Linked DNA regions of Homo sapiens: region 2 is linked to region 1. The links are chromatin loops, found by intact Hi-C in ENCODE. Cell type or tissue: thyroid gland. All regions are shown on one strand. Links, peaks and the distances in the headings refer to the core of each region. The heading gives the core; the rest is flanking DNA. Region 1 has its middle 170 kb from the start of MBOAT1. Region 2 has its middle 44 kb from the start of ID4.

What was found. A loop is a pair of places that touch in the nucleus more often than their neighbours do. Peaks named below come from ENCODE experiments on the same cell type or tissue, not always from the same donor. Only the 100,000 strongest peaks of a DNase experiment are listed, where the experiment ranks them.
Region 2: it touches region 1 in a loop (2.9-fold over the local background); 7 of 110 quality-filtered maps call a loop at or near these places.

The regions. Positions count from the first base shown.
Region 1 is chr6:20,038,211-20,053,926 of GRCh38, reverse strand. It overlaps the pseudogene RPL29P17. Among named protein-coding and RNA genes, the nearest start is that of MBOAT1, 170 kb to the left of the region's middle. In thyroid gland, for the core only: no CTCF peak of the experiment used is centred there; a DNase peak (open chromatin) is centred at 8,786; H3K27ac peaks cover 4,074 bases.
Region 2 is chr6:19,873,719-19,889,434 of GRCh38, reverse strand. No RefSeq gene overlaps it. Among named protein-coding and RNA genes, the nearest start is that of ID4, 44 kb to the right of the region's middle. In thyroid gland, for the core only: no CTCF peak of the experiment used is centred there; DNase peaks (open chromatin) are centred at 9,164 and 9,644; H3K27ac peaks cover 1,737 bases.

The DNA.
Region 1 (15,716 bases), core at 6,165-11,164:
TTAAAGCCCCCACCTGAGAGCATCCTCATTCTAACCCAGCCTGTGTGGGTTCTTTATGCATCATCACAGTGAGGCATGTGGTTACCTGAGTCCCCATGCACGCTACTGGGACAGGAATGTCAGAAGACTCACCAGGTCACTCCTCTGATGAGGCTGTGCCTGTGTCCTGGGCCACGGGGAAGGCTTGCCACTACACCCTGCTATACCCCAGGAAGGTGCCACCAGCGGGTTCTCGTATACCTTGCTGGATTTTTTTTTTTTTTTTTTTTTTTTTAGGCAGAGTCTTGCTCTGTCACCCAGGCTGGGGTGCAGTGGCATGATCTTGGCTCATTGCAACCTCCGCCTCCTGGGTTCAAGCGATTCTTCTGCTTCAGCCTCCTGAGTAGCTGGGATTACAGGTGTGTGACACCACACTTGGCTAATTTTTGTATTTTTAGTAGAGAAGGGGTTTCACCATGGTTGCCAGGCTGGTCTCGAACTCCTGACCTCAGGTGATCTGCTCACCTCAGCCTCCGAAAGTGCTGGGATTACAGACATAAGTCACCACGCCCAGCCCTTACTGGATATTTTAAAAGCTGCTCCACCCCAGAGTGGACCGGGAGAACCTTGATATTGGACCTTGCTTTCTTGGCCTTTCTCATCTCCTCTTCCCACAATCTCCTTCTGGGGGCAGCCTCTAGACTTTTCTTAAAGGTTCAGAATTTTCTATCTGTACGTCTTCCTCTTTGGCATATCCTCTTTCCACTTTAGGGCAACAAGCATAATGGCCTGTCATAAGCAGAATGGGAATCTTATCTACATTATAGAAGAAAGTCTGAGACCTGAGCCCTCAGGCTTGTTTCCTGATACAGGAAAAGAATTTAGAAGATTTTCTTTCTCTCTCTCTCTCTCTCTCTCTCCATCTACAAAATCTATCAAACTATTGTCTTTCCCAGCTTTGAATGCTGACAGCTAAATTCAAACACACTATTTCTCTTTAAATTTGTCTTGATAATCCTAATGCCTTCTACAGTAGCCTGCCCTTCAATAGATGCTTCCAGATGAGAGGAGATAATGTACTATGTACAGGAATGCACAGTAAGATTTCTTGCCTCTTTCACATTAATTTCACTCATGCCTGTAAAAGAGGGTCCCTCCCAGCCCCCAAGCTCTGTGCAGAGGAAATGTTGCTTCCCTTTTCTGGTAGTCCTGTTGATGCCAACACCTCAGCTGATGGTTTGGAGTAAATGGTAGTAAAGGGTAACTTGTGGCAAAATGCGAGTTTGGATTTGGGTTTTAGTGAATATGTTTAAGTTACCGACTTACTCTAATTTACTTACAGACAGTATCTCATAATTTAAATTTCCATCTGGTAAATTATTAAGTAAAGTACGTGTGACATTTGTGGGTGTGGTGGGGTGTGTTGTGGCATGGATGTGTGGTGTGTGTGTGTGTGTGTGTTTGTGTATGGAGGTGTGTATTTTGGAGGGTTGGGATGGGCAGAGGGAGTGTCTAGGAAAGTCCAGTTTCTACTGCCATTCAATCTTTTTTTTTCCTGAGGCGGAGTTTTACTCTTGTTGCCCCGGCTGCAATGCAATGGCATGATCTTGGCTCACAGCAACCTCCGCCTCCCGGGTTCAAGCAATTCTCCTGCCTCAGCCTCCTGAGTAGCTGGGATTACAGGTGCCCACCACCATGCCTGGCTAACTTTTTTTTGGTATTTTTAGTAGAGACGGGGTTTCACCATATTGACCAGACTGGTCTTGAACTCCTGGCCTCAGGTGATCCACCCACCTCAGCCTCCCAAAGTGCTGGGATTACAGGCGTGAGCCACTGCACCCGGCCTGCCATTCAATCTTTAACTTACTGCTGATAATTTTTAAAAAAGTAGATTCTTGCCACTGGCACCAAACTCAGCACATTTATTCTTGCCGGTTTGGGCTGACATTTAGAAAATTAATTTTTTTTAGTCATTCTCAGGACAAGATGGCTTCCTAATGAAAAAGCACCACTCTTCTAGCAAAAGTGCACTGGGTCACATTGACAGTATCAGAGGCCCATTGAATCCAGAAGCTGTTGGTCCCCCAACCTCCTGGTGCTCTGTGGGGGCCTGAATCATAGAGAAGATCTTCACCATTAGAAATCCTAGAAGTCACTGAATGATGAAGAAATTTCAGAATTCTCATGAAGAATTTCTTTCTATCAGTTAAGCCCAGATGGTCTGCAAAATACAAAAAACGATTATAAGATATGTTGATTTAGGATCACGTGTGCACCTCCAACCATCAATGCCAGCAGGTTGTTTGTTGGATCTGAGGTCTCAGTTTAGTTCATTACTGTTGGTTAGCAGGAGATTATAAACTGGAATTTCAATGGCATGTGTGAAGCTCAGCCTTAGTCAATATTTACACACAATGATAGTTCTCATCAAGGCATAAGGACTTAGTTATGAAATGATTATACATCACAACCTATCTATAAACAAGATTTTAATTATCGTCATCAGCAGCAGCAACAACAAACATTTTTGGAGGAGCTACCCTGTGCCCTAATTGAATTAATGAATTTGTTAATCATTGTTTTCTGTCTCCGTAAACATTTGCTAAGTTCAATCTCAGTCAAATTACCTGGGGACCAGAACATGAGACCTCATTGCTTAAAAGGATGATCTTTTTTCTTATAATGTGAAGAGATTTTTGCTTGTGCTTGAAAGTGTAACTGAAGTTTTCTCAGCAATACCAGCCAGACAGGGCACAGTTGAAGTCCATGTCTAGAGGGGCCTTTTTCCAGAATTCCTAGCAGTGGGATCCCTGTATATGGAGGCCCCAGTTCCCTGGCAGAGTCTCCAAGCATTGGGCACATTTGCCTTGCCTGTCCTCTTGCTCTGGTGCCCTGTGATTCCCTTGCTGTTTGTCTGCTGTGTGTCCATTGCAAGGCTGTGTGTCCATGTCAAGGCTGTGTGTCCACGTCATGACTCTCAATAGCCCCTACCTAACCATGACCTCTCTTATCTGCTTGGTCCTCAGGGCCCTTTCAAACCAGCTGTAGGTGCTGATGCTGTCCTGCGGAGAAGCTTCTCTCTTCCTCTTCAGCACTCCCTGCTGGCGTGGATCTGGTCAGCCCTTTGGCCATGAATAAGGTGACCTCTCCACAAATATCCAGCTGGATTTTAGGCTCAAAGGTAGGCTGGTCTTGTGTTTGCAGATTCCTGCCATGCTTTTGGTCTTGTGATTCTTTCAGTTCATCTTCCCTATTTCATTTAACTTACTGCTACTCCAAGCCCATGGGAACCTCTGCCCAGAATCCCTTGAGGGATGGGTGGGAAGGCACATGGGGGTGCTGCCCTGAAACACCCATGATAATTTCTTGGTTCTCACACATAGCCAGTGTGCCTGGGGGTGGTGCATCCTGACTGTGGCTCCCAGAACTTCTCTGTCTGGGAGAGTTGGTCCTACCCAGTTCCCAGGCCAGGAACTCAAGGGCAACTCATCTGCTTTTTTTATGACACCAATGGGATGGGATAATTTCCTAAGATTTTGGTCTTGCTTCCTTCTTGGAGTCACTTCTATCCTTCCCATTTCTAACAGAAATCCAGGCTTTGCCTTCTCTTGCCTCAAAAGCAGAAGGTCTTCCTGATTTTTGAAAAAGCCTAAGCTCAGACTAGATTAGATTTCACCAGAGAAGGAGAAGAGAGCCCAGAATGCTTTTGAGAGCGTTGAGCAGGGAGGGGAGAGGTCATTCACCTGGACTGGGAGAAGGTTGGAGGTTGATGAATTTCATCAGTAGTGGGGGGCATGTCCCCTCTAGTGGCAGCCACCCAAGGGAGCAGCATGACTCAAATGGGACACCTGTTTGATGCACCTCAGAGGCAGGGCACTTCCAGTTTTGCTGAGGATTTTCTGAACCCCACAAATGGAACAGAAGCAGATGAGTTGCCCTATCCCAGATGGCCAGGACCATGGAGACCCTGGTGGTTTTCTGTATCTCCGGATGTCTCATAACCAGTGGGGCCTCCACAATGTCTCGTCCTGCTTCAGACCCAGGGACTTTTTATGTGACCTATGCTTGGAGAGCTCTAGTAATGACTGAGTTTGACTTTTCTACTTCTCAGGGGAGTGGGGCTTAGAATTGGACTTAAGTTGATTTAGAGAAAAATGAGGCTGGGTATGGTGGCTCACGCCTGTAATCTCAGCATTTTGGGGGGCCGAGGTGGGTGGATCACTTGAGGTCAGGAGTTCGAGACCAGCCTGGCCAATATGGCAAAACCCCGTCTCTACTAAAGATATAAAAATTAGCCAGGCATAGTACGCACCTGTGATCCCAGCTATTTGGGAGGCTGAGGCAGGAGAATCACTTGAACCCAGGAGACAGAGGTTGCAGTGAGCTGAGATCACGCCACTGCACTCCAGCCTGGGTGACAGAGTGAGACTTTGTCTCAGAAAAAAAAAAAAAAAAGAAAAAGAAAAAAAAAGAAAGCAAAAATAAGGAAATGTGGTATTTTTTGTACTCTCTGTGCTGGTGAATGGTCATTGATTGGCTACATTCTGTCTGGTCTTTGCACGTTTCAGGAGGTCCCATCACAAATGAAATCCATGCTGCTCCACTTTGACAGGTTTGATGTTGTGTCATGAGCATGCTCAGTGGACAACCTTGTGTGACCCTAAGGACCAAAGAATTACCTAACACTTATAATCCATATTCTACATTCTTAATACAGAAGGATTTCTTATTGCATTGCAAAGTCTAGGTCAGACGAAAGCAGCAGGTTGAACTTGTTCCAGGTAATAGGTTTCTTAGTGGCTGAGCAGCCTGCACACATGAAGGTAGGATATACAGAGAGCAAGAAGCAGAACAAGTGGGTGAACAATGGTTTGGATTGTGAAATTATGTTAAACTTTCCATTAGATCGCCTGGTTTGGGAGTGAGCCTTCATTCATTATTCATTAGTACCTACTGATTTTATACCGCATTCTAATGGTTGCCCATGTGGCCCTGAACTAGATAGAAATTGTGTATTTCAAAATAGCAATGAGTAAATTTCAAATATCGCACCAGAAAGAATAAGTGAAGCGATGGATGTGTTAATTCGCTTGATTTAATCTTTACACATTGTATACATATATCAAAATATCACACTGTACCTTACAAATGGATACAATTATGATTTGTCAATTAAAAATATGAATAAAAAAGAAATTGCTACAATGAGAACTATTGCTATTTATTACCTTAAAATGCCGAGTGTTGATCTTAGGAATTTAAACACAATGGCAGCAGCTCTCTCTCTCCTACCTGGAGGTTTTCTGTACACAGCAGATGATTGTCACTACATGTACAGAAGGTCTGAAGACTCTTCCTTTGGAAGACTTTAACATTGTAGGCATGAATGGGGAAATCGTAGGGGCACAGTGAGACCTTGTTAAGGAGGGGGCTTCCTGTTCACGTCTTTCTTTACTAAGAAAATTTAGGAGATACATGATGGAGAATAGTACACATGGTCTGTAGCACACACATTTAGGTCACATGCCTTCCTCTGCCTTATTTATCCATTCAGGAGGATATGCACTTGTCCTGACAACCCCCTCACTTCCACCCCAGTAATGGTAATAATCGAACTTATAATACATAACAAAATAAAAATAACTTACCAAAGCACTAAACAATCTTACTCCCTGGTCATTAGGTCACCAGCTAAACACACTTGCTTGGTTGGCTTTTTTTTTTGAAACAGGGTTTCATTCTGTTGCCCAGGCTGGAGTGCAGTGGCACAAACATGGCTCATCGCAGCCTCAGTCCCCTGAGCTCAGGTGATCCTCCCACCACAGCCTCCTGAATAGCTAGGATACAGGCAAATGCCACCATTGCTAATTAAAAAAAATTTGTAGTAACAGAGGTCTCTCTATGTTGCTCTGGCTCATACCAAACTCCCGGCCTCAAGCAATCCTCCTACTTCAGCCTCCCAAAGTTCTGGGATTACAACAAGCATGAGCCACCATGGCCAGCCTGGTTCACCATTTCAAAAAATTTTTACTAATTTGTCTTTTCTGAAATAGAAGATACAAATCTGCACCTTCTACACTATGCTTTGACTATGTGAATTAATAAGCCAGAGTCTAGGAAATGAAACAAACACCACCATTCACAAAACATGATTCTAAATGCAGAAAAAAACAAATGATCCCATTTGAGGGTGAGGAAAGGCTATGTGTATGAATTAAGTGACCTTTATGTACCAGGCACTTCATATATGTTATTTCATTTATGAGCCAGGCTCTAGTGTAACCATCTTACAGATACAGAAATGGAGTCTTAGAGAGGTTAACATATTGTTTAGGGTCTCGTATAGGCAGTTCCGTGGAACTGAAATTTTAAATGTGGTCTATTTGTAGCTAAATTCATACTCGTTGCATTCTACCACATTGCTTTCTAGACTTAGAAACTGAAACGGGGAGCAGAGTTGCTGCAGAAAGAAGGGGTTTGAGAAATCTGGGACCGTAGGATTTTATAGAACTGGTGAAGAAATGGAACCTACGAAGTAACTGGCCAATTACTTGATCATGTTGTGAGACAGAGATATGATAGCTTATCCTAAATCATGGTCTAAATTGTTGCGTTTAGATTAAAGCGTTTGAGAAATCCACAAAAGGGTTAAAGTGCAATCACTTTCTATTGCTTTATTTAAGTCATAGAAAAGATTAACATGTAGTAAGCTGAACTGAAATGACATGGGCAAAGCGAATAAGAAGTAATTTTGCATTTAACAGATTTCCTTCTTATTCCTTCACTCACTCCAGATGGAGGGTAATGTAAACTTCATATCATAGGAAGAAATGCCTATTGATCGATTAAACATCAATAATGGTGCTCTGTCTCCATCTGAGTATATGAAAGTGACTGTTTTCAAAATTAACCCCTTTCTGGGTCCTACACATGTTATCACGATGCATCCTGAATTTTGGAAGCCAGACTGCCCACAGCTGTGCAATTATGTAAAGTGGGCTATTTTCCAGCCATCATTTGCATGCAATGGTAAAAAGCTACTTTTATAGTTTAGTTTAGATACAACACACATTGGAATACTGTTATTGACTTCATTTCTTCGAGCACACATGATGCTTCCTAATTATTGGGGACTTTCCTTTTTACGGCACAATAAACAGATTTTCTCTGAGTGCAAGTTCACTATGCAAGGGTTGCCCACATAGTGGAAATAAAAATCTTTAACTTAAGATGTTTATTTCTTAGCTAGGCAGTCTTTCTGGCCTGATAAGAAATACCTGTATATCCTTCCCTGCAGTCAGAGTGAACACTAAAAGAGGGATTTGTATCTACTTTGTTTTATTTTTTTAAAATCTGAATAGCAGCCTTTCTAGAGTGTACAATCCTTCATTTAGTTTGTGAATTTAGAGCATGAGAATTGCTGTTGGTTTAGACCTGCAATTCATCTCACCCAGAGCTCTGTCCTTGACAGGGGTCCTAGGTACAGACCTAATGACTAGATCTGGTTGTCTTGGACATCAATCTGAAAAGCCTAGTGATATAATCCAATATATGCATTGTTTTCATTCAGCAACAACTTATTACTACCATGACTGAGGCATTGTTATCCACTGCAGAGGACACAGAAAATGTATGGGACCCAATCACCACCTTTAGAATTTAGTGGGGAAAGTAAAATCTGCATACATAGATCTAGGTACAAAGTAGACAATAATAATCGCTGAGAGAGAGGGCAGATTACTGCAGGAGGATTTAAACAACAGAGATAATTAATATTAGGGCATATATTAGGAGTGCATTGTGCATGAATTTATCTAAATACTTCGTGAACATTTTTCTTACCATTTCTAAACTAGAACTTTTTTTTTTATTGATACATGGTGCATGGGATGACATGTCATAAGTTAACCTATCTTCAAAGATTTAGGAATAGTTTTATTTCTTCGAAAAGTTTCCAGTTTCATCCCCCTTGTTCTTGTAATGACATTACTTAACAGAATCTAATATATAGTTAGGTGCTGACTAATTACAGATTTCTAATAGGTCAGCATTCAGGACTTCCATAGCTATGAATCAAAAGTAGATTAGTGTGAAAAGAGGCACCTCTAGGTTAGCAAGATATATGATTTAATAGGTAGGATAAAATATTGGGTGCTATTTCCAATTCTGCCACTTGTTCACTGGATAGTCACTTAACTGCTCTATATTTTAGTTTTCATAGCAATAAAATGCAGATAATAAGATTTCAGCACCATTATAGAAAATTAATGGTAGAAAAGGTCTTTAGAATCCTAATATTTTTTTAAAAAAACATCATTCCATCATTGTTCAGGTATAATACACAGGAAGAGAAGTTAAAGTACCCCTAAAGTAACATTATGAACATTTTACACATGCATAAAAATATTTTTTAAAATGTTATAACTTGTGTCTTGTCATTGCTCTGTTATTTAATTCATGTCATCCTTATCCTTTTTGAAATATTTCATTTCCTTGGAAAGAAAATTAATATTAAGATTTTAAAAAATGCCCTCTGGACATTCCTCTTTCTGTGGGCCCCGGTTTCTGTTGGCCAGTGATGCCATTTACACCTAGATTTACCTTTATGTCAGGGGAGAAGACCTGCTCTTCATGAAAGCTCTGCAGCCTTCATGGTGGACAGATCTCTTTCTGAAGGTGACCTGCTTTCAGCACTGCTGGGGACTCCTGAGATGAAATCAGTTTCAAGAGCTCTCTGGCTTTGAAGTGAGTTTTGTGGTGATGTCTTTTTTTTTGCCCTTCCAGTTCATGCTTGTGGCACAAAGCAAACTTTATGAGTCCACTCAAATTGGCAGTGAGTAGGAAAAAGAATCTACCAAGCAAATGCCTGTAAGCTGTAGTACCTCAGGGATTCTAATCCATGCTTGCTTGACTGGTGAGTGCTTCTACTTCAAGAGAAAAAACAAATTCTCCTGACAAACTACTTGGATACTGTTTCCCGGGAGTTAAAAGAACAAAACCTGAGAGGTAGCATTGGTTCCTCTGGATGGATCCCCAACCAACTTCAGTGTTGGCTAATAACTTTAGCTTTCTTTCTTTCTTTTTTTTTTGTTTTTTTGTTTTTGGGTTCCGTCAAGAACATAGAGGCTACTGGACTGTACCACCCCTAGGCCTGGGCAAGAGGAGCTTCTGCCCTGTGCCCTGATCTTCAGAGAGCATCATTCTGGCCTCATAGCTGAGCTCCTTCATACAGGGCAAGGGGTGTGTGAATCTAAGGGGGACATGTCCACCCAGAACCACATTTCCTTTTCTACATTATGCTATGAGTACCCAGAACCTCAGAATTCCTTGCACAGATTGCCATGAGCCTGTTTATAGGTCCTCCATGAACTTCTTCCAGAATCTTTTCCCCCAAGGATGGCTGAACCCACTGTGGATGCATCTCTAAGCTCAAGGGGTGGCCAAGGAGTGGCTATTTCCAGGGGGATGTGGCCTGAGTCTGGGCTTGCAGGCTTGGGTGTCTACATGTGTCCTTGTAGGTCTCTCGTGGTATATTGTGGGGCCAGAAGTAGGAAGACAAGAGAATTGGATCATGGGCTGGGGTGGCTCTCTTAGGTCTCTATATTCTAGCATAGAACTCCGAGGAGTCCAAAACTCGAAATAAAGTTGGCTTCCCAAATTTTAAAGAAGGTATATCTGTCAAGATAGGCATTTTCTATTGAACATACATATCTAACATATTTTAACTACTTTTTGCTTGACTGATAAATTTTAAATATTTGGATATAGACATGTGAGTATCTATTTATACTTTCACCCTGGGCTCAGAAAAAGGGAGGAATGGAATACTGCCAGATATGCACTTCCTTCCTGCTCCTCACATCCTATCATAGGGAGGTCTGAACTCTTCCTTCACCAGTCTCAGAGGATAAGGTTCCTCTTCCAAGTTTTAAAGACCACCCCTTGATTCCAACCCCTCATATCATTCTATATCTTGTGTCACAAATTGTTCCCTTTTTCTATTAGATTTCCTTATCTTATTAATAAGACAGGTCTCTCACACCAGTAAGAATGACTATTATTAAAAAGTCAAAAAATAACAGAGGCTGGCAAGGTTGCTGAGAAAAGTAGATGGTTATACACTGTTGATGGGAGTGCACATTAGTTCAACCATTGTGGAAATCAGTATGGTAATTTCTCAAAGAGCTAAAAACAGAACTACCAGTTGACCTAGCAATCCCATTACTGGGTATATACCCAAAGGAATGGAAATTATTCTATCATAAAGACACATGCACATGCGTGTTCATTGCAGCACTATTCACAACAGCAAAGACATGGAATCAACCTAAATGCCTATCAATGGTAGACTGGATAAAGAAAATGTGGTACATATACACCAAGAAATACTATGCAGCAATAGAAAAGAATGAGTCCATGTCCTTTGCAGGGACATGGTTGGAGCTGGAGGCCATTATCCTTAGCAAACTAATGCAGGAAGAGAAAACCAAATACTGCATGGTCTCACTTAAAAGTAGGAGCTAAATGAGGAGAACACATGGATACAAAAAGAGGAACAACAGACACGGGGGCTTACCTGAGGGTGGAGGGTGGGAGGAGGGAGAGGAGCAGAAAAGATAACTATTGGGCACTAAGCTTAGTACCTGGGTGATGAAATAATCTGTACAACAAATTCCCATGGCATGAGTTTACCTATATAACAAACCTGCACTATTGAGTCAGTACCTCCTACAGGTCTCTCTTCCTTTCAGTCTTGGCTCAATATTATCTGTCTTTATATTTCTACCAGAATAATTTATCTAAAACAAAAATCTGATCAAGTCATTCTCCTTTAAAATCATTGATAGTTACAGCATAAATACGAAGTTATTTAATATAGTATACACAGCCCTCTGTGATCTGCCCACTGTTTATCTTTTCCTTTCTGTCCCTTCTCACAACTTGTGTTAAAGTTATATTCAACTTCTGGTTCTAGGTGCTTCAGGAGCTGTGGCTTAAGGTGCAGACATGGCCAAGTCCAAGAACCACACCACACACAACCAGTCCCGAAAATGGCACAGAAATGTCATCAAGAAACCCCTATCACAAAGATACAAATCTCTTAAGGGGGTGGACCCCAAGTTCCTGGGGAACATGTGCTTTACCAAGAAGCACAAGAAGAAGGGCCTAAAGAAGATGCAGGCCGACAGTGCCAAGGCCGTGAGTACATGTGCCAAGGCTATCGAGGCCCTCGTAAAGCCCAAAGAGGTTAAGCCCAAGATCCCAAAGGGTGTCAGCTGTGAGCTCAATTGACTTGCCTACATTGCCTACCCCAAATTTTGGACGTGTGCTTGTGCCTGCATTGCCAAAGGGCTCAGGCTGTGCCAGCCAAAGGCCAAGGCCCAGGACCAAACCAAGGCCCAGGTCCAAATCAAGGCCCAGGCTGCAGCTCCAGCTTCAGTTCCAACTCAGGCTCCCAAAGGTGCCCAGGCCCCTACAAAGGCTTCAGGGTAGAGATCTCTGTCTGCCAATATGAGGACAGAAGGACTGGGGTGACCCCCTGGGCTGCCGTCTGCATGGGGCTGGTGTCCTCCTGTGCTATTTGTACAAATAAACCTGAGGCAGGATTCGTTTTAAAAAAAGTTATATTCCAATAATGTTGCCCTCTTATGCAACCCTCCTCCTCAAAACGGACACTTACCTAGCTGCCTCACATAAATGAGCCTTTTTTCTTCTTCTTCAATTTCTTGTCTGCCTGAAATACTTTTATTAACTGCCACTCCTCCTAAATTCTGGTCCCAAATTGCCTCCTTTATGAAACCTATCCTGCTTCACCACTCCCAAAAACTCAGCTAGAGCCCCCAATTCTGGGATCTCATTGTACCCTTTGAATGCCTGTATCACTATACTTACTACATTGTATTGAAAAAAACATATTTATGGATAATTCCTCTCTCTATTCTTAGCAACTCAAGAATTTGGAGTCTGTCCGATTTGTCTTGATACCTCAGCACAGAAGGTATTTAATATGTTGAGTAGCATCACCCCACTCTCCAGTGTATTATAACGTTTACATTCTTTGTTGTACAGAGAAGTTCTGGCTTTAGCAATAGAGGGAAGCTATTCCTCTTCACTTCTTCCTCACCGAATGACTCTAACTAGCACCAAGAAACCCAGTTCTCTAACCATGAAGATTGGACCCAGTGATTCAGTTGCACGGGCACAGCAAAATTCCCTGACCTCAAAGCAGTGTTTATATACAGACAGACTGGCTGATAATTAACAAACTGAAGGGCTGTGGGCTTTTTTGAGTTCAAGGGTATAAAGTATGTGAGGGTGATGGGTAGGCAAGAAACCAAGCAGCAGTCATTCTGCATATGAACATGGTGTGGCAGTACCTGGCACGACACCTGGGGAGGTATATTGGCATTGTTCCTGAAGCTTGGAAATCTGGTATGTTATGTGTGTCCCTCAGCAACAGATGGTATTTTGGGGGAGCTTATATTTGAAGATGATAGTTTACTAATACCTTACAATCATTAAATGCCTGAATTAGATGCATCTTATGTGCATGTAGATTTGCTCTGTGGACTTAAGATGAAATCCCTCCAGTCCTTAGTTGTATTAGTCTTCTACCACAGTTGAGATAAGAGCAAGGGTGGAAAAGGAGTAAAGGTTTCGTCTGCACTTAGCATGAAATCCAAAGTCCTTCACATGGCCAAGAAAGGCTTGCAAAATCTCTCTCCCATCACCTTGTTCCACAACCCTTCCATTTCTTGCTCCTTCATCCTTAGTCAACTGTGATTCCACCACAGTGGTTTTGTTTTGTTTTGTTTTGTTTTGTTTAACTCTTTGTCATTCCTCCCACTGAATTAGGGCAGGGCTTGTGACCGAGTCGACCAAAAGAATATGGTGGAGGTACCACTGTGCCAGTTCCGTGCTTTGCCATTAAAAAGACTAGTAGCTTCCATCACATCCCCATGGGAACACAGCCTCCATGCTGGAGGAAGCACAAGCAGCCATGTGGAGAGGCCACATGAAGGAGAATCAAGGCCCCTGATATCTTAAGTCACATCGTGGGGGCTGATAATTAGTCAGCAATAGACACTTAGAAGGTCCTCACACCTCCCAAGTTCTTTTCTGTCTCTGGGCCCTGGAACAGGTCCTTTCTCTTCATGAATAATTCTTCCTTTCGTGTTTGCTGTGACATGCCTGCTCATTTTCATTTTTGTCACCTCTCCACAACAGTTGATCCTAAAAACAACCTATCAAAGCTGGCTTTCTATTTTAATCTCTGACTTGTCACTTACTTTTTGACCTTGGGCAAGTTACCCAATCTCTCTGAACCTTAGTTATCCTTATCATTAAAATGGGAGTATTGATAATACCTACCTCCCAGGCCTGTGGATGGGATGAAATGAAATAATGCAAGCAAAGTACTTAGTGCAAGGCCTAGCATGTAGTAGGCACCTCATAATCATAAACAGTGTGGTTGATCTCAGCCTGAGAGAGAATCATATCTGGAATCTTCTTTATGCGTATTGCGGGGGAAGAGAAGTGGGTGGTTCTGAAAACATTTGTTATCCTCGGATGAGAACAGCTAAGCGCCATCTATATTGATGGTCTTCAGGCCCTCAAGTGGCTTTGAGACTGGAGATGAACATGGCTCTTCTTATTAAAAGACCCAGGTCTGGCGTGGGGTTATAATTTTACCATTATAGCCCTGGTCATCTCCTTCTATTTGCACGGTTCTTGTCCTACACTGAACAGGAGAGCCCAGGGAAGCTAATGATCCTCATTTGTATCAGTTAGGGTCTCAACCTGCTCTGAAATGATCTTCATTAGGCTTGTAAGCTGTATTTATTTTCATTACTCTTGTGCTTGCAGGACCGTTTGCTGCTGCCTTTTTCTGTACATTTCTCCCTGCAGAGCTCTTCCGCTGTGTGAGAAATGCATCTTATCTCTTCCTGTGCCTTTCATTCTGTTTTTTTTGTTTGTTTGTTTGTTTTTTGTTTTTTTGAGAGGTAGTCTCGCTCTGTCACCCAGGCTAGAGTGCAGTGGTGCGATCTTGGCTCACTGCAAGCTCCACCTCCTGGGTTCACACCATTCTCCTGCCTCAGCCTCCTGCGTAGCTGGAACTACAGGCGCCCACCACCACGCCCGGCTAATTTTTTGTATTTTTAGTAGAGATTGGGTTTCACAGTGTTAGCCAGGATGGTCTCGATCTCCTGACCTCATGATCCGCCCACCTCGGCCTCCCAAAGTGCTGGGATTACAGGCGTGAGCCACTGCTCCCGGCCTCATTCTGTTTTTATAGAACACATGGCTGTCCTTATCACTTACATACACGTACTCCCTAGAGCCACATCTGGCCTTAGGATGTTTGGGCCAGAACACCTGTGAGGTCCCTCTACCTCTGAGGGTGCCCTGCCCACTGTCTTCCACCCATTTTAGTGCATCATCGCAGCAGTCAGCTTCCCATAATTGTTGAAGATTTCAACCTTTAAGCAGCTCTGTTCTATGGGATGAACACCCAAGCCTACCACAGTCGAGGTAGAGAGAAAATATTTGATTGGAAAAAGGTAAGTTTCCCCTTTTTAGAGCCATCAGACAACTAATAAACAGTCATGAATGTCTTCTAATTTCTCCGTGTGTGTGCAGTCTTTGGCAAAAGAGACATCAACTCAATATGATTAAAAATTAAGGGCACAGTGGCCTTGGAGCTCTGGCTTCACCGGTAGAAAAGAAGAAGTTTGGGATCTAGATGGTGTGTGTTCAGGCTAGGAAAGTTGAGATTCTCCCAGAACCTGGTTAGGAGCACTTACATTAGCATTTCCCATCTCACAGGAAGGTCTCTGTGCTCCTGCTGATCACAAATGGCCCGCTGAGAGCAGCAGCATCACAGAGAACCGCTGAGCAGGAAACAGAACTCTCCTTCCAGGTGCCATTGTGAAATACCAAACACATTTGGTATTTACTACAGCCCTCGCTCCCACGTGGTCTTCTCACAGTAACAAGTGTAATTCTGCTAGTAACTGTTTTGGTAAATGAGTCATATTGTAGCAATCTTCATGAATCAAAGATAATTATATTTTTACTCAGCTAGCACTGGTTAAGAAAACTCTCTCATTCTTCAATTAGTTGTCTTTTCACTGTCGTATTTATCTAGAGGCCCTTCCACATAATTTCAACCTAGTTCCTTGCTCCCTTTTCCCTATCAGTTAATGCCTTTTTGATTTGCATGCCTCCCCACATTATTGTGTATGTTCTTTATCATTGTTCTTTTTATATATATATATACATTCGTAGGAAACCACTGTGGTGGATTAAACAAGGCTTGCCTGGAGGGGACAGAGATAACAGTATCCATAGCTGGGAGAGTTATTTATAAACCATGACATTAGGTTTTCATTCTACAAAGAGGTTATTGTTCACATCTCATCTGCCTTCTACTAACTTAAAATCTTACTCAGAATGACCATGGGGTTGAAATTGAATTGCCATTTATTACTGTTTTTGAGTGTAGGTACCAGAAATTTTGTCAAGAGCTTTAAACGTTTAGTTCCTGACAGGTCACAATGACTTCATAATTAGTGTTTATTTTCTTCATTTAACGGATGAGCAAAACTGAAGCTTAGAGGTTAAAGAATTTGCCCAAGGTCACACAGCTGTGACACAACTATTAGAACCTAGTTCTAATTCTAGCATCTCTTATGTACTGCCTACCTCATAATCTTCTTGTCTTAGTTCATTTGTGC
Region 2 (15,716 bases), core at 7,079-12,078, 170 kb after region 1:
ACCAGAAGCCCAGGGGTCCCCTTAGAATCCATGTGTGCACTGATTTAGCCCTTCCTCTGAACTTGGTAGTGAAGATAGTCATTTAGGCCATAGACTCAACTGACTGTCAATTCCTTCACACATTTTGTTCTCAATCCAGTTTATTTTGGCGACGACCATTTAAAGAGTCTCCTCTCTTGTTTCCTTTGTCACGCTCCCCTGGACACAGAAGAGCCTTTTCTGTCAAGAACAGCAAGTATCAGCATTGTTTTCTGAACCAGTGTAGTCTTATCTTCATACCTACCATGAAAAGCCAGGAAGAGAAAGAAAGTAACCTCTTAAACGTCCATTATCATAGTAGCAGTTTCTTTTCCTTTATGCTCCAAGTTGGAAGGTTGCTGCTTTCATCTCACTTGGATTAGAATGAAATTATTTACATTAGCTATGCTGCATCTCCAAAATTAGTTAATGGTAAACGTCACTTGTGTCACAAAAAATTAATTTTGTGTTCTTCTGAAGTTATCTTCCTGGCTAACCATTGTGCAGGGTGCCACTGGCATTGGCTCTGGGAGCGGGGAGGGGAAGCCATGCTGCCTTCCACACTGGGGCCTTGGCAGGTTGCATGGTGGTGCGCACAAGGAAACTGAACCGCATCTGCATGGCTCACTGCTTATCAGGAGCGCACACTGGCTGCCATGCTGTAGGGCAGCGAAGGAAAACAAAACAACAATAAAGGGAGGCCTTTGTCATGGATTAAAAGGGTTTAGAAACATCTGAGCCATGCAGTTTTCGAACACTAACACTGCCAATGACTTCATGACAAAAATGCTAGAAAATGTGCTAACTGGGTTAGATAGAGTTGGTGGGGCCGCCAACACTCATGCTTTTGTTAATGGCCTCTTATCTGTGTGAGTGTGTGGATGCACAGTTCACAGATAAAGTTACCTTTTGTAGAATGAGAGGAATGAGGTTAATGACGTTACAGTATTGCTGCTTGTGATTGCAGCTAAGGGTGTCCCTAAAGATTGTCATTCCCGGACAAATTTTTCATTTTCAAGTGGGTTCATCTCATACGTCTCAACTTCCTCCATTAGAAAATTCATAGTGGGAACTAATGGAAGGGTCCTATCTTTATGCATAAGTACAATAGGTGGTTACCTAAACGACTGCTTCAGGGATCAGCAAAGATCTCCTCCCATGCATTCAGTTCTACACCTACTGATTCATTCCTTTATGTTAATTGATGCCCCATTCCCCAAATTTTTCCTTTAAAAATATAATGATGTGGTTTTCTTCTTTAATTTGGCTACTCAATTATCTAAGTGTCTTTGGATGGATTTATTTCAAAATAGTCTGAGATATCAATACCTGTCTGCCACTGGTTGATAAAATCATTAGACAGGCAAGCAGTAAAATATAAAAAATTTAAACAACACTATCAACCAACTTGATCTAATTAACATTTATAGAAAACTCCCCCCAACGACTGCAGAATAAACATTCTTTTCAAGTGCATATGAACATTTACCAAACTATACCATATTTTGGGCCATAAGACAATTCTCAATACATTTAAAAGAATTCAAGTCTTATAAAGTACATTTCGTAATGACAATGGAATTTAATTAGAAATCATTAGTAGAAATATCTCTAGAAAATCCATAAATATTGGAAATTAAATAGTGTACCTCTAAGTAATATAATGGGTCAAAGGGCAAATCTAAAGGGAAAGTAGAAAGTATTTTGCACTGAATGAAATTAATATATAATGCATTGAAATTTGTGGGATGCACTAAAGCAGTGCTTAAAAGAAAATTTATAGCACTAAGTGCCATGTTAGAAAAAAAGAAACGTCTCAAATGAATGACTCCAGCTTCATCTTTAAAAAAAACTAGAAAAAGAGCACATTAAACTCGAAGCAAATAGAAGAAAGGAAATAATAAAAATCAAAGCAGAAATAAAGAAGCAGAAAACAGGCCAGGCGCGGTGGCTCATGCCTGTAATCCCAGCACTTTGGGAGGCCTAGGCGGGTGGATCACTTGAGTTCGGAAGTTCAAGACCAGCCTGGCCAACATGAGAAGCCCCGTCTCTACTACAAATACAAAAATTAGCCGGCTGTGGTGGCTACTGTGGTGGGACCTGTAGTCACAGCTACTCAAGAGGCTGATGTATGAGAATCACTTGAACCTGAGAAGTCAAGGTTGCAGTGAGCTGACGTTGCACCACTGCACTCCAGCCTGGGCAATAGAGTGAGACTCCATCTTAAAGAAGATAAAAGTAGAAAACAGAAAAAAACAATATAGAAAAATTAAGGAACCCTGAAGCTGTTTCTTTGAATGGATAAATGAAATTGAGAAAGTTCTAGCCAGGTCGATCAGAAAAAAAGAGAAATGACACAAATGATCAATAGTGTGAATGAGTAGTATGAATGAAAGAATTATATAAATACAGAATCTACATATATTATAAAGATAAACTACTTTATGACAATAAACTTGACAACTTAGATAAACTGGACAAATTCCTTGAAAGATAAAAACTACCAAAACTCATTCAAGAAATAAAAGTAGGTAACTTGACTAGCCAAAAATCTGTTAAATAAATGTTTAGTTAAAAACCATCTCCCCAAAAGATTCATTCTCCAGGTGACTTTACTGGTAAATTTACCAGACATTTAAGAAATAACATCAATTCTATTCAAGTGCTTCCGGAAAATTGAAGAGAGGGGACTACTCTCCAATGCAGTCTACAAGACAGCATTACCCTAATACCAAAATCAGACACACAAGAAAAGAAAACTGCAGACCACTGTCTCTGATAGACATAAGTGCAAAAAAATCCTAAGTAAAGTTTTAGCAAATTGAACCCGACAATGTATAAATAGAATCGTGATCAAGTTGTGTTTAATCCCAGGAATACAAGATAAGTTTAACATTCAAATATTGTCATTTACCATTTTGAGAAACTGAAATAGTGTTGCCTCAGTAGACACCAAAAAACATTTGACAAAATCTAATGTCCATTCCTGATAAAAACTCTCAGCAAACTAGGAATAAAAGATAGCTTTTTCATCCTGAGGAAGGACATCTACAAAAAAACGTACAGATAACATTATATTTAATGGTGAAAGACTTAATGTTTTCAAAATCAGGATAAGGGTAAGGATGTCTGTTTCACCACCTCTATTCAACATTGTAAAATGTAATACTTTTTCTTACTATATACAAGGCAATAGAAAAGAAATATAACCATCCGTATTGAGAAGGAAAAAGTAAAACTATTTTTATTCACAGATGGTATCACTGTTTAAGTAGAAAATACTTAGGGTTTTCTTCTTACAATGGAACCTACAAAATGTTACTAGAATTAATACGTGGGTTTAACAAGATTGTGGGATCCAAAATCAATATACAAAAATTAATTGCATATGATAGCAATGAGCAATCTGAAAATGAAATTTAAAATGAATGACATCAATTTAAATAACATCCAAAAAAATTAAATACTTAGGGATAAATATGGCAAAACATGGAAAATATCTATCTGTACACTGAAAGCTACAAAACAGTGTTTAGAGAAATTAAAGAAGACTTAACTATATAGAGTCCAAAGACTCAACAGTGTTAAGATGTATACTCTCCACAAATTGATCTATAGATTCACTGCAATTCCAAGGAAAATTACCTTCAATTTTTTTTTGGATAAATTGACAACTGATTGTAAGATTAATATGTAAATATAAAGAACCACGAATAGGCCGGTTGTGGTGGCTCACACCTGTAATCCCAACACTTTGGGAGGCCGAGATGGGCAGATCACGAGGTCAGGAGATCGAGACCATCCTGGCTAACACGGTGAAACCACGTCTCTTCTAAAAAATCGACAAAAAAAATTAGCCGGGCGTGGTGGCGGCCACCTGTAGTCCCAGCTACTCGGGAGGCTGAGGCAGGAGAATGGCGTGAACACGGGAAGCAGAGCTTGCAGTGAGCTGAGATCCCGCCACTGCACTCCAGCCTGGGTGACAGAGAGAGACTCTGTCTCAAAAAAAAAAAAAAAAAAGAACCACGAATATCCAAAACATCTTTAATAAAGAATAACAAATTTAGAAGAATAGCACAATCCAATTTTGAGATTATTATAAAGCTATAGTAATCAAGACTGTGATATTGGCATAATTATAGGCGCACAAATCAATGAAACCAAAACAGACATATATACATATGACCAGCTGATTTTTCACAAAAGCACAAAGGCAATTCAGTGGAAAAAGGATAGTTTTTCAACACATGGTGTTGGAAAAACTGGTACTAGAACACATGCAAAACAAAATAAAAACAAAAAACTTCATACTTTCACCATATACACAGATTAACCTAAAATGGATTATAGACTTAAGTGTAAAACATAAAACTATAAAAGTTCTACAACATAAAATAGGAGAAAACCTTTGTGACCTGGGATTGAGAAAGTTTTCTTAGATATGATACCAAAATACAATCAATAAAAGAACAAATTGACAAATTGAACTTCATCACAATGAAAAAGTTCTGGCCTTTGAAAGAGACTGGTAAGAGAATAAAAAGACAATCCACAGACTGAGAGAAAATATTTGCAAAGCAAATATCTCGTAAAGGACTTGTATCCAGAATAAACTCAATGATAAGAAAACAACTATTTGAAAAAATGGGCAATAGATTTAAACAGACACTTCACCAGAGAAGATACATGGATGGCAAATAAGCACAGGAAGTGATGCTCAACAGCATTAGTCATTGGGAAGATACAAATTAAAGCCACAAGATAACACTTAAAACCCAAATTTACAAAAACTTAACCAAAAGAATTGAAGAATTCTCTGTGAAAAGTGTTTTGTGCTGTTTAAGCACTTCAGCAAAACAGAAGACCAAGCAGATGAAATGGCAACAACACTACAAAAGATTAAAAGGGAACTTGAATACGTAGGGAATATATTGAGAAACAGAACACCTACATTACTTGATGTAATAAACAATTATCGGCCAGGCGCAGTGGCTCACGCCTGTAATCCCAACACTTTGGGAGGCTGAGGTGGGCAGATCACGAGGTCAGGAGATCGAGACCATCCTGGTTAACACGGTGAAACCCCGTCTCTACTAAAAACACAAAAAATTAGCCGGGCGTGGTGGGCGCCTGTAGTCCCAGCTACTCGGGAGGCTGAGGCAGGAGAATGGCATGAACCCGGGAGGCGGAGCTTGCAGTGAGCCAAGATAGCGCCACTGCACTCCAGCCTGGGCGACAGAGCGAGACTCCGTCTCAAAAATAATAATAATAAATAAAATAAAATAAAATAAATAATTATCAGCAAGTAACAGAATAGGTGCACCTAGAACTGTCTTAAAGAAAAGACTTCAGAATTAACTGAATATCGAGGAGAAAAAAAATAATAATGAAGGCAATAGAGAGAGAATTCTTGATAGGAAGGGCTAACAAAGATGATTCAACAAGAGGATAAACAGCTTCCTTAAAGTAGAAAAATGTAATAAATGAGTAACAAGTATATTATGCTTCAATTGTTATAAAGTTACTTTTGTTTATTAGGTATCCATTTGTGTGTTACATGCAAGAGAGGTGTCTGGAAGGAACGGCACGAACTAGTCAACTATTTCTGGGTGGTTGAATTTGAGGTCTTTTGTTGATTTCTTTATTATAATTTTCAGTGTTGTTTACTTTCAAAAAAAATAGGCAAGCGTAATTTTTTTAAATAATGGTAATTTATATTATTTAATTTCTAAGGGGAATTAAAGTAGTGGAAAATTTTTAAATAATTTTTGTTTTTCAGTCTGTGGATTGTCTTTTTATTGTCTTACCAGTCTCTTTCAATTTTAAAATAATTATTAACAATGACTCAATATATTTAATTTTTATATGATGTATTTGAATTCAAATTAAGCAAAATAGTTTATCTTTTTTATTTCTGGCAGATTCATAATACGATATTATGGGGTTATTTTTATTATTTGGGGTTAAAACTTACACTGATTTCCCCTAAAGCCTTATAATTATGTTACTTTACATTGTATTTATTGTTAGTCCAGTTGGCTTTTAATATACTCCTGTGTCTGTAAAGACATGTAGTCAGTTCAGTTATTCCAATAAAGGACAACATTGGCAGAGATAATCAAATAGGACCGTAATACAGTCCAATCACAAGATAGACAATGGGGAAACGGAGCTGGGCCAGAGGACTGACCCCGGTTGTTGAGGTTTGTGGATAATTAAGACCGAGGGGATATCACCACCCTGAAAACTATAAAATTAAACCAAAGTTAGATGAGTAGATCAAAGATCAGTGATTCTGTCCTCGGCTAAGCAAAATAGCACCCAAGCCTATAATATATATCTGATTAGTGAAAATTAACTAAAGACATGACAGAAGAGACATAACTATATATGGTTATCTTGTGGCAGTTGTGTGTGGAGCTGGCTTCTCCCCTTAGTTGCGCTCTTCTCCTTGGTGCTTTGTAAACATTCAGGATCTTAGTTAAATAGTTTAGGCCCCCAGAAACTAAACAAAAAGGATGGAACACCTGGCTTTGAAGCTTCCAAATGCAGATTGATATAGACATTTAATATGACAATTTTAAATTTAATGGGAAAGAATAAATGAGTAGGAAAGCAAATTACTCAGTCACTTGAATTTCTTTCAAGAGTTTATGTTAGACAAAGGCAGAGTGGAAATCCTAGGTCATAAAGATATGACGCTTTTGGGGTTAGTAAGAGATCACGGCAGTGCTAAAGCTGATTAATTCACTCAATCCCTCCCATATGTCTCTATTTATCCATATGTATGTCTACATTGACATCTACAGATGCTCCCCAGCTTACAATGGGTTTACATCCCAATAGACCTATCATAAGTCAAACATATCGTAAGTTAAAAAATGCATTTACTATCCCAATAAAACGACTGTAAAGTTAAAAAATCATAAGTTGAACTATCCTAAGTCAGGGACTGTGTATATCTACCTCTGTATCTGTATATAAACAGATACAGAGTGTTGATTTTGTGGAAAAGATTTTGTCTCATTGGCTGCTTGGCACCATATCGATAAAACAATCGATTAATGGAATATTTCACTGTTCAGCCGGTGGTTGAAGACACAGGAGAGACTCAGAGAAACACAAATACAGTCAGACAGACAGACAGAATTGCCTATTTATCTTTCTCAAACAGCCCAAAATGTCTTGATAAACCTAGCAGCTCCATTCAGTTTGGGATTAAAACAGCTGGAGCAAGAAAAGTGTTATGTTGAAGAAATCCTGCAAATATCGTCCAGAGTGACCATAGAAAGCAAAAGTAGACCTCAGAAACCACGGCCACAAGGCCCCCAGGAAGAAGCATCACTGGCACAGATAGGATGCAGAAGCGCTCCAGCGGGATCTCAGTCTCCTGCTAAGATTGCCACACAGCCTGGCTTCTTCTGGCCATACTCAGGTCCTTGCCCACACAAAAGTGAAAGTATTGTGATACCAACTGTATTTAATGAAGAATCATAAAGATTTGAATAAAACTGGAGATGAAATGGATAGTTTGCTTTTCAATCTTGAAAGACTACATCACTTAGAAAACATGATTACCTCCAAGTTAATATTTAGAACCAAGATATGGCATTGACTTTGAGATGTGAAAAAGAAGAGGGGGCTTTGCTTTACATTTTGAGAAATCTCCTTGTGAGACATGGGTTGTCCTCAGATCACACTAGGGAACTGTGAAGGAACTGAGAGAGAGAACCAAGTAACCCACGGCCCCTGCTATAGACTTACCACTCATTTCCACAGGCAGGTAGCATTTTCAATATTGGCAGCTTGGCCACTGTTCTCCTGATGTGGTCTACTTTTCTGGAGATTGTATCTATTGTTTCAAGCCACTTCAGGATCACATTAAGCTAACATCTAGTTTTCATTTCCAACAAAGCCAGTCTTACAGGTAAACCTAATGCAAGGTACAATGTTACCATCTGGGAGTAGTCTTCTCATTTCTGAATGATGCCTGAGATTCTACCATCAGAGCACTATCTTTTTTATACAGGGCTTGGTCTCTAGTAAAATTCAAATATTCCTGGAAAGGGTCTCTTTTTAAATGTTGTGTTTTTAAAAAGTGAATCTAATGATGTGTTCCAGCACTTAAAATTCTTCAGTTGCTCCCAATCCTCCATAAACTCTAAAATCTTACGCAAGATATATGAGGCTCTTTATGTTCAGGACCCATGCCTGCATCTTTACGCTTATTCAACAGACTTTACTTCTGTCTAATACCTCACTCTCCAGTCATTTTGCACTGTCAGAGTTTTCCTCAGCACACCATGCCATTCCAGTCCTCTTGTTTCCTCACTTCTGGTCTCTGCCTGGAATTCTCTCGTTCTTCCTTGCCTATCCTGCAAACCCTTGACTCAATAGTTGCCTCGTGCTCTCATCTTTGTAAACTTTTCTCTGATTCATTTAGGAATATTTATGAACTCTTTTCTCTACTTTTGTCCTTTGTGTGTTACCTTCCCAATTTTTGTCCATGTCATATACCGCATATGCTATTATACTCATTATTTTTCCTATGATGATTCACTGTTCATCAAAATAAATTCCATGAAAACAAAATAATGTTGTTCATTGAACAATTAATTTCAAACATGAATATAAATGAAATGTAAGTTATAATCAAATTGATCTGCAAAAATATGTACCAAAATTAAGTTAATCATCGAGTAAACTTGTTTCTCTTTGGCAGCAATAAAGGATATTTGATTTCATATGACTAGTTGAAGGTGAAAATGAGATTCTTAGTGAGTAAGATAACTCTAGGCTTTACTTTTATGTTAAGCACATTTCAACTCCCATGTATATAATTAGAAAGAAGAAAAATGTTTAATTACTACTAATTGTGTGGATGGGGGTTCTTAGTTGCAAACAACAGAATTCAATGCGGCTACCTCAAGCAGCCAAGAAATCTATTTGAGGGTTTTGAGTAACTCACAAAGTTCATTAGGATAAGAAAGCCAGATTTTGAGGCTGCACAGTTGTAATGCCCAATTACACTAAGGTATCCCTTGAGAAACATGAGCACTGCTGATGGGCAACCATGACTGTTAGCACTGAACACTATTGTTCCAGAAAGAACAACATTTTTTGCCCTCGTGCTTGACAGAAGGTCCATACGCCTGCCCAGCCACTTCTTCATGATGGTTACTTCTGAATCAAGCCTCTCATGGGTGTTATAGTTGGCTGAAGCCAAGTCAATCAGGTACACCCTAGTTGCAAGGCATTCTAGCAATATGAATTCTTCATAGATTTTACCTATGTAGGAAATTTAAAATGTTAGAATGGTACACAAAAATGTTGGCAGCCATAAATTTTGAATGTTTTATACACTGGTCAAATATTTCCAGGAGACTTTTGTTTCAAGAAGCTATTCAAAGTGATCTTCAGTGTCTATTTTTGTATGGAAGGTATCAAATTACTTGGTCATGACTGTGAACTGCTGGGGAACGTGTTGTTTATCTTTCTCTCATTGGACTAGGAAAATACTTATGAAGGTCTTTCCTCAGGTCTTTCAAGGGTTTCTTAACAAGGTTGAACACATTTTCAGCAAATCTGACAGATGAGTACATAACCAGCTGGTTCAGACCATGGAAAGAATCCAACTCACCTCCCTGGGGGTGTATACCCTACAGCTCCAGGTTAGAATTTCCATGTTTGCTTTGACTTACAGGTGGAGTACTGAAGTGAGACTGCCTTGTAAGAATAGGCAAAAGATGCTAATTTGCAAAGTCATTTTCAGTCATGCATACAAGCCACAGATTGAAGCTTTCATTCAAAAACACTTGAAGTTTTCACTGACTCAGTAAGGTGAGTGGGAAATTTTCTTTGTCAATGAGCATCAATATGAGACAATATGTTTTCTCAGACCTTGCTCATCTCCTTGCCTAACTGAGAAAAAAATTCTAGAGGTCTGTACGTTGCCCTTAACTGATTAACAATTTTAACACATTTGTTAAGTGTTCCTCTTAAAATTTCATGACTATCCCAAGTGACCAAGGTTTCCCTATGTATTCAAAACAGAACAGATTTTGCTTCTGGGACACATCGTTAATACCTGGAACAAGTCCTTGGTTTGAACCAAACTGGCACCCCTCATGTTTCTCATCTGTTTTATTTATCCTATCTATGTTAATTGTTTTGTCCATTTAGTTTTCACTAAATTATTAATATCATCTAGTTTCAATTTCTCCTAATTTTAACTTCTTATATAACCATAGTACACTTGTCAAAACTAAGTTGTTCCATTGCCATGAGTTAAACTCTCAGCTTTATTTGGATTTCACCAGTTTTGGGATGCCACGTTGCAGTTAGGCATCATGTTTTCTCTGGCCTGTGAGTTTCTTAGCCATCCTTTGTTTTCACGATATTGACTTGTCATGTATATTTGTAGAATGTGCACCAATTTGGGTTTGTTCGATGTTTTTCTCATGATTCAATCAGATCTGTGAGTTTTTGGAAAGAATATCACAGGCTGGGCGCGGTGGCTCATTCCTGTAATCCCAGCACTTTGGGAGGCCAAGGTGGGCAGATCACGAAGTCAAAAGATTGAGACCATCCTGGCCAAAATGGTGAAACCCCGTCTCTACTAAAAATACAAAAATTACCTGGGCATGGTGGCGTGTGCCTGTAGTCCCAGCTACTCGGGAGGCCGAGGCAGGAGAATTGCTTGAACCTGGGAAGCAGAGGTCACAGGTCACAAAAGACTCCATCTCACAAAAAAAAAAAAAAAAAAAAAAAAAAGGAAAGAATATCACAGAGTGAAGTGGCTTTTAAGATCAGGAAGTACATGATATCAACATGTCTTATCACTGGTGAAGTTAAACTTGATCAATTGGGTAAGGTAGTATTTGCCAGGTTTCTGTATTGAAAAGTTACTATCTTCCCATTTCCCAATATCTATTCTTTGAAAGCAAGTTACTAAAACTAGCCTACTACTTTTAGAAGGGGGTGTATCAGCATATATTATTTGGCAATTTCTATAGAGATGATTTGTCTCTTTTCCCCTATTTATTTATTTATTAGATCATTATTTATATCAATATGACATTATGTATATTTATTTTATGCTTTGGATTGTAATCCAATACAATATTATTTCTTTTGTTACTCAAATTGTTCCAGCTTTGGCAATTAGGAGCTCTTTCCGGTTGGCTCCTATGACATACTCCACCATTTTTTTGGTAGCACTTCCTTATTTTTGGCACTAGATCATGCTCTAAGCTCATCTTGTATTTTCCTTGACCCAGCTCTAGAATCAGCTATTTCACCAAGGAGCCCTGGTTCCTTTTATTGGAGACTGGTGTGAGTACTTAGAAATTCAAATATGAGTGTTGGGTGCATTAACATATTTTGAAAACACATGAACAAAATTATGCAAAAAAGTCTTCTTAGATTTGTATTATTATCAGACAAACACCAAAAGATTAACCAAGTTCAAAGCAATTTTGAATCCTCAGTTTGCAATGAATAGTATCCTCTTGGTTGTACTTGGGATAATAATCGCTACTTTATGTTTTCTATGATGAATTGTTTTATTTCTTCAAGTCCAAGGGTTAATGGGAAGGAAGGGAAAAGAATGTGAGACCTCTGGGTCTCAGGGGGAAGGGAAGTGGAGTAAGCAAGGCCCACGGAGGAAAGGTATACTCTGTGGGGAGAGCGGGGTTGCCACCTGCAGCCTTCATGCATATTTCATTTCTTTCGTAAGGGTGGCTCTTATCACTGCTGTGGGAATATTTGCAGGCAATTCTAGTTTTGTCCATGTCAACGAATCAATTCAAGTTTTGGTTTTTAGTCTGCATTAAATCATCAGTCATTTTTCATTAGGATCAGATGGTTAAGACAAAGAATTACTTTACTATTAAAGAGCAAATTATTCTTATTTTAGCTCTGCCATGGGTGTCTTCTTTGTCTTGAACAAGTCTTTCAATCATCCAGCATTCCCACTGCCATAATAACATAATGCATTTATTGGCCTGTGACTTGCATAGTATCTAAGAGGACAGACAAAGCAGGCACTGCAACTTCCAAGGTGTGCGATCTTGGGCAAGTTCCTTTCCTTTACCTATAAAAAGATAATGATAGTAATAAATAACACCTAGCTCGTAGAATTGTTGTAGGGATTAAATTACAGGATGTTTATAAACACTTAATATAATAACTGTCATATAATAACTACTTAATAAAAGCTGCTGTCATAGCTGTTATTATTCGCTAAATGTTTTCGTTTCCTATTTTAGGGAGCTGTGTTATATAATAGAGTGTGTTAAGTATTTGATCTTCTCCCATTTAATTCCTGCTCTTTGCTGCTTCTTAAGGAGAGGTTGGGCTGTGCTTACTCCTTCCTGGGCTAATGATATAGATGCTCAGGGCTTCCTGGGGGACTCTTGGTGGCCTCTGTCTGTGCTTGCTGACAACAGCCAAAAGACAAGTGTGTTGACTCTCCAATAAATCAAACCTCAACCTGAATTTTATGCAGAGAATGTCAGCTGACCCTTCATGGTAAGTCACCTTACATCCTTCAAAATATCACGTGACTCTTTAAAAATGCAGCCCACCCTCTTATAACAGTGATTGTCCAGGGACCCGTGATACGTGAGGGTTTTCTAGCTGATCATTTTGAGCTGCGGAAGTTCTCATGCTTGCGATAGGAGAGGCTATCTGGTTTTTCTTCTGTTGCATGAATAATAACTCTCTATGATAATAAAGAAAAAGAAGTATCTGTTGCTTTTTTCCCATTCTATCTTGAAAGTTTATGGGTTATTTTTGTCTATATATGTGTTTTGTTTGTGAATATGCATGCATGTGTGTGTGTGTGAGTGTGTATTTCAACATTTTATGGTCCACTGTTAAAACCTTCCCCCCCTTTTTTTTTGCCTTAAGGACATTGGCTAATATTGCAGCCCCCAAGTAGTATGGGTTTGAGGATAGAGATCTGCAATGTTCCCAGGTAGGTCTGCTGTTAACACAGGTTAAATATGTCTTGAATCCTGAGAGCAAACTAATTCACAGAATAGCTACACAATCCACATTCCATCTGACTGTGTTTTATTTAAAATGTTGCATTCAAAGAAACAACTACTCTCTGGCCGAGGCAATGTCAAATAAATGATATGCTTAGACTTGCCACTTGTGGACAGACCATTTTGGTATTGTGCAAGCTTGACCATATAGAGAGGAAACAAGCACTTTAAATGCATCCTTCACCTCTAGGAGGGAACTAGTAAATGTCCTTTCTGAAAATAAAGAAGAAATACTATTCTATCTCCCAGGTTTTCTCTTTAATTTAGACTTACGTCAGATTCCAGGAGGAAATTGCTGGTTGTCTTCTAGGTTTCTCATGAAAAGAAATGTTTCCAAAGTCCACTTCTGAACTGTCTTTATGCAGGGAAAACTAATCTATGATGTTAGAGGACAGGGCACTGGTTAACCTTTGGGAGCATTGACTAGAACAGGGCAGCAGGGGACTTCTGTGGTACTGAAATGATTTGCTTCTAGATATGGGTGCTGGCTACACAGGAGTGTCCATTTTATGAAAATGTATCCAGTTGTGCTCTAATGGTTTGTGTACTTCACTATAAGTGTGTCATGCTTTATCAGAAAGTTTTCTTTTGTGGTATATCCAGACAATGAATTCAGCACTAAGAAAAATGAATTTTTCGTTTTTCTCTATAGTAAAACGATCAGCAGTTGCCAGGGATTAGTGAGGAGGAAGGGATGAATGAGCAGAGCACAAAGGACTTTTCGGGCAGTGAAGAGACTCTGTACGATACCATAATGGTGGATACATGTCATTATACATTTGTCTAGACCCACAGATGTAGAGCACCATCTGTATTAGTCAGTTTGCATTGCTATAATGGAATATCTGAGACTGGGTAATTTATAAAGAAAAGAGGAATATTTTGGCTCCCGGTTCTGCAGGCTGTACAGGACACATGATGCTGGCATTTGCTCCTGGGGGAGCCTCAGGAAGCTTCCAATCATGGCAGAAGGTGAGTGGAGCCAGCATATCACATGGCAAGCGCAGGGGCAGGAAAGCTGTTTTAAATAACCAGATCTTGCACGAACTCATAGAATGAGAACTCACTCATTACCATGAGGACAGCACCAAGCAATTCATGAGGGATCCACTCCCATGATTGAAACACCTCCCACTAGGCCCACCTCCAACACTGGTGGCCACATTTCATCGTGAGATTTGGAGGGAACAGAATATCCAAACCATATAAATGGTGGGTACTTGTCATTATACATTTGTCTGAACCCACAGAATGTACAGCACCAAGAGCAAACCCTAATGTAAACTATGGCATCTGGCTGATAAGCATGTGTCAATGTAGATTCATATATGTACCATTTTGGTGGTATATTGATAGTGGTGGAGGCTGGGCATGTGGGGGCAGAGAGTATATAGGAAATCTCTATACTGTCTACTCAAGTTTGTTGTTAAATTTAAACCACTCTAAAATATAAAATATATGCATATGTGTATTTTTTAATCACACACACACTTTTAAATTTTTTAATTCTTTATATTAAAAAATAAAATAGATATGCATCTATATATATTTTTTAATCACACACATACTTTTAAACAGGAACCTTTCTTTTTTACTTTAAATCGAATTGCCTACTTCTCATTTGAAGGGTGAAGGCTGATGGGAAGGGAAGATAGCAGAGGGCTCTTATAGCCAATCCTTTCCTCTTTGGGGAGGGCTGACCTATTAAAGGGGAACAGATGTCTTCTAAAATAAGAATGATTTTACTATGGAATTATTTACTAATAATCATTATTCAGAGCAGCAAACAAAAGATTAAGTTAAGCTGATACATCACCGTATGAATTATTGGTTGTAGAAGCCCCCAGACTTCTGCTTGGTTTATAATTATATAACATGGTTTAAAATTACCTGTAAGAGAAAATGGACAGGAAAATTACCACATAGCCACATAATATTGAGTTCTTATGAGTAGTAAATGCCTAGAAACTGTAAGGTTGTTTTTATCAGCTGAGCATATGGGGACAATGTAGTGGATGAATTTCACTGTGGGTAAATCTTGATGGACTATGAACCATTGGCTCTTCATTTATATGTAAAACTACCCAGTGTGTTCCAGTCATCGTACAAGGTACTGAGGTCCCTGCCCCCCAGATCTCACAGTCCAGCGGGGAAGATCAGCAGGAAAGCACATGCTATGACAGTGTGTCAGGGAGCTCAAGGGGGCCCCAACACCCCAAGGGGGCCCTAAGCTGAAAGAGAGGTCTCAAGAGGCCTCTTGGGGGTGATGGCACCTAAGATAGGCCTTGGCACAAGAGATGGATCTGAGGGTAACTGTAGATTATTCCTTCAAAACAGCAGATCAAGGCTGAGGTGAGAGGATTGCTTGAGCGCAGGAGTTTAAGGCTGCAGTGAGCTGTGATCCGGCTGCCGGAGCAACAGAGCTAGACCCTGTCTCAAAAACAAAAAATGAAAAACAAAACAAACAAACAAACAAAAAAATCCCACAGATCAGACAGCTTCCTATGCATACATTTTGGAGCACATAAAGAAGATGGTTGAGGAGAAAGTAGAAATGTCCTCAAAACCATTAGGTATTTCTATGTGTCCTGTGTATAGTTCTGCACAGTTCAAGAAAAATATAGCAAACTTGGAGAACAGAGAAGA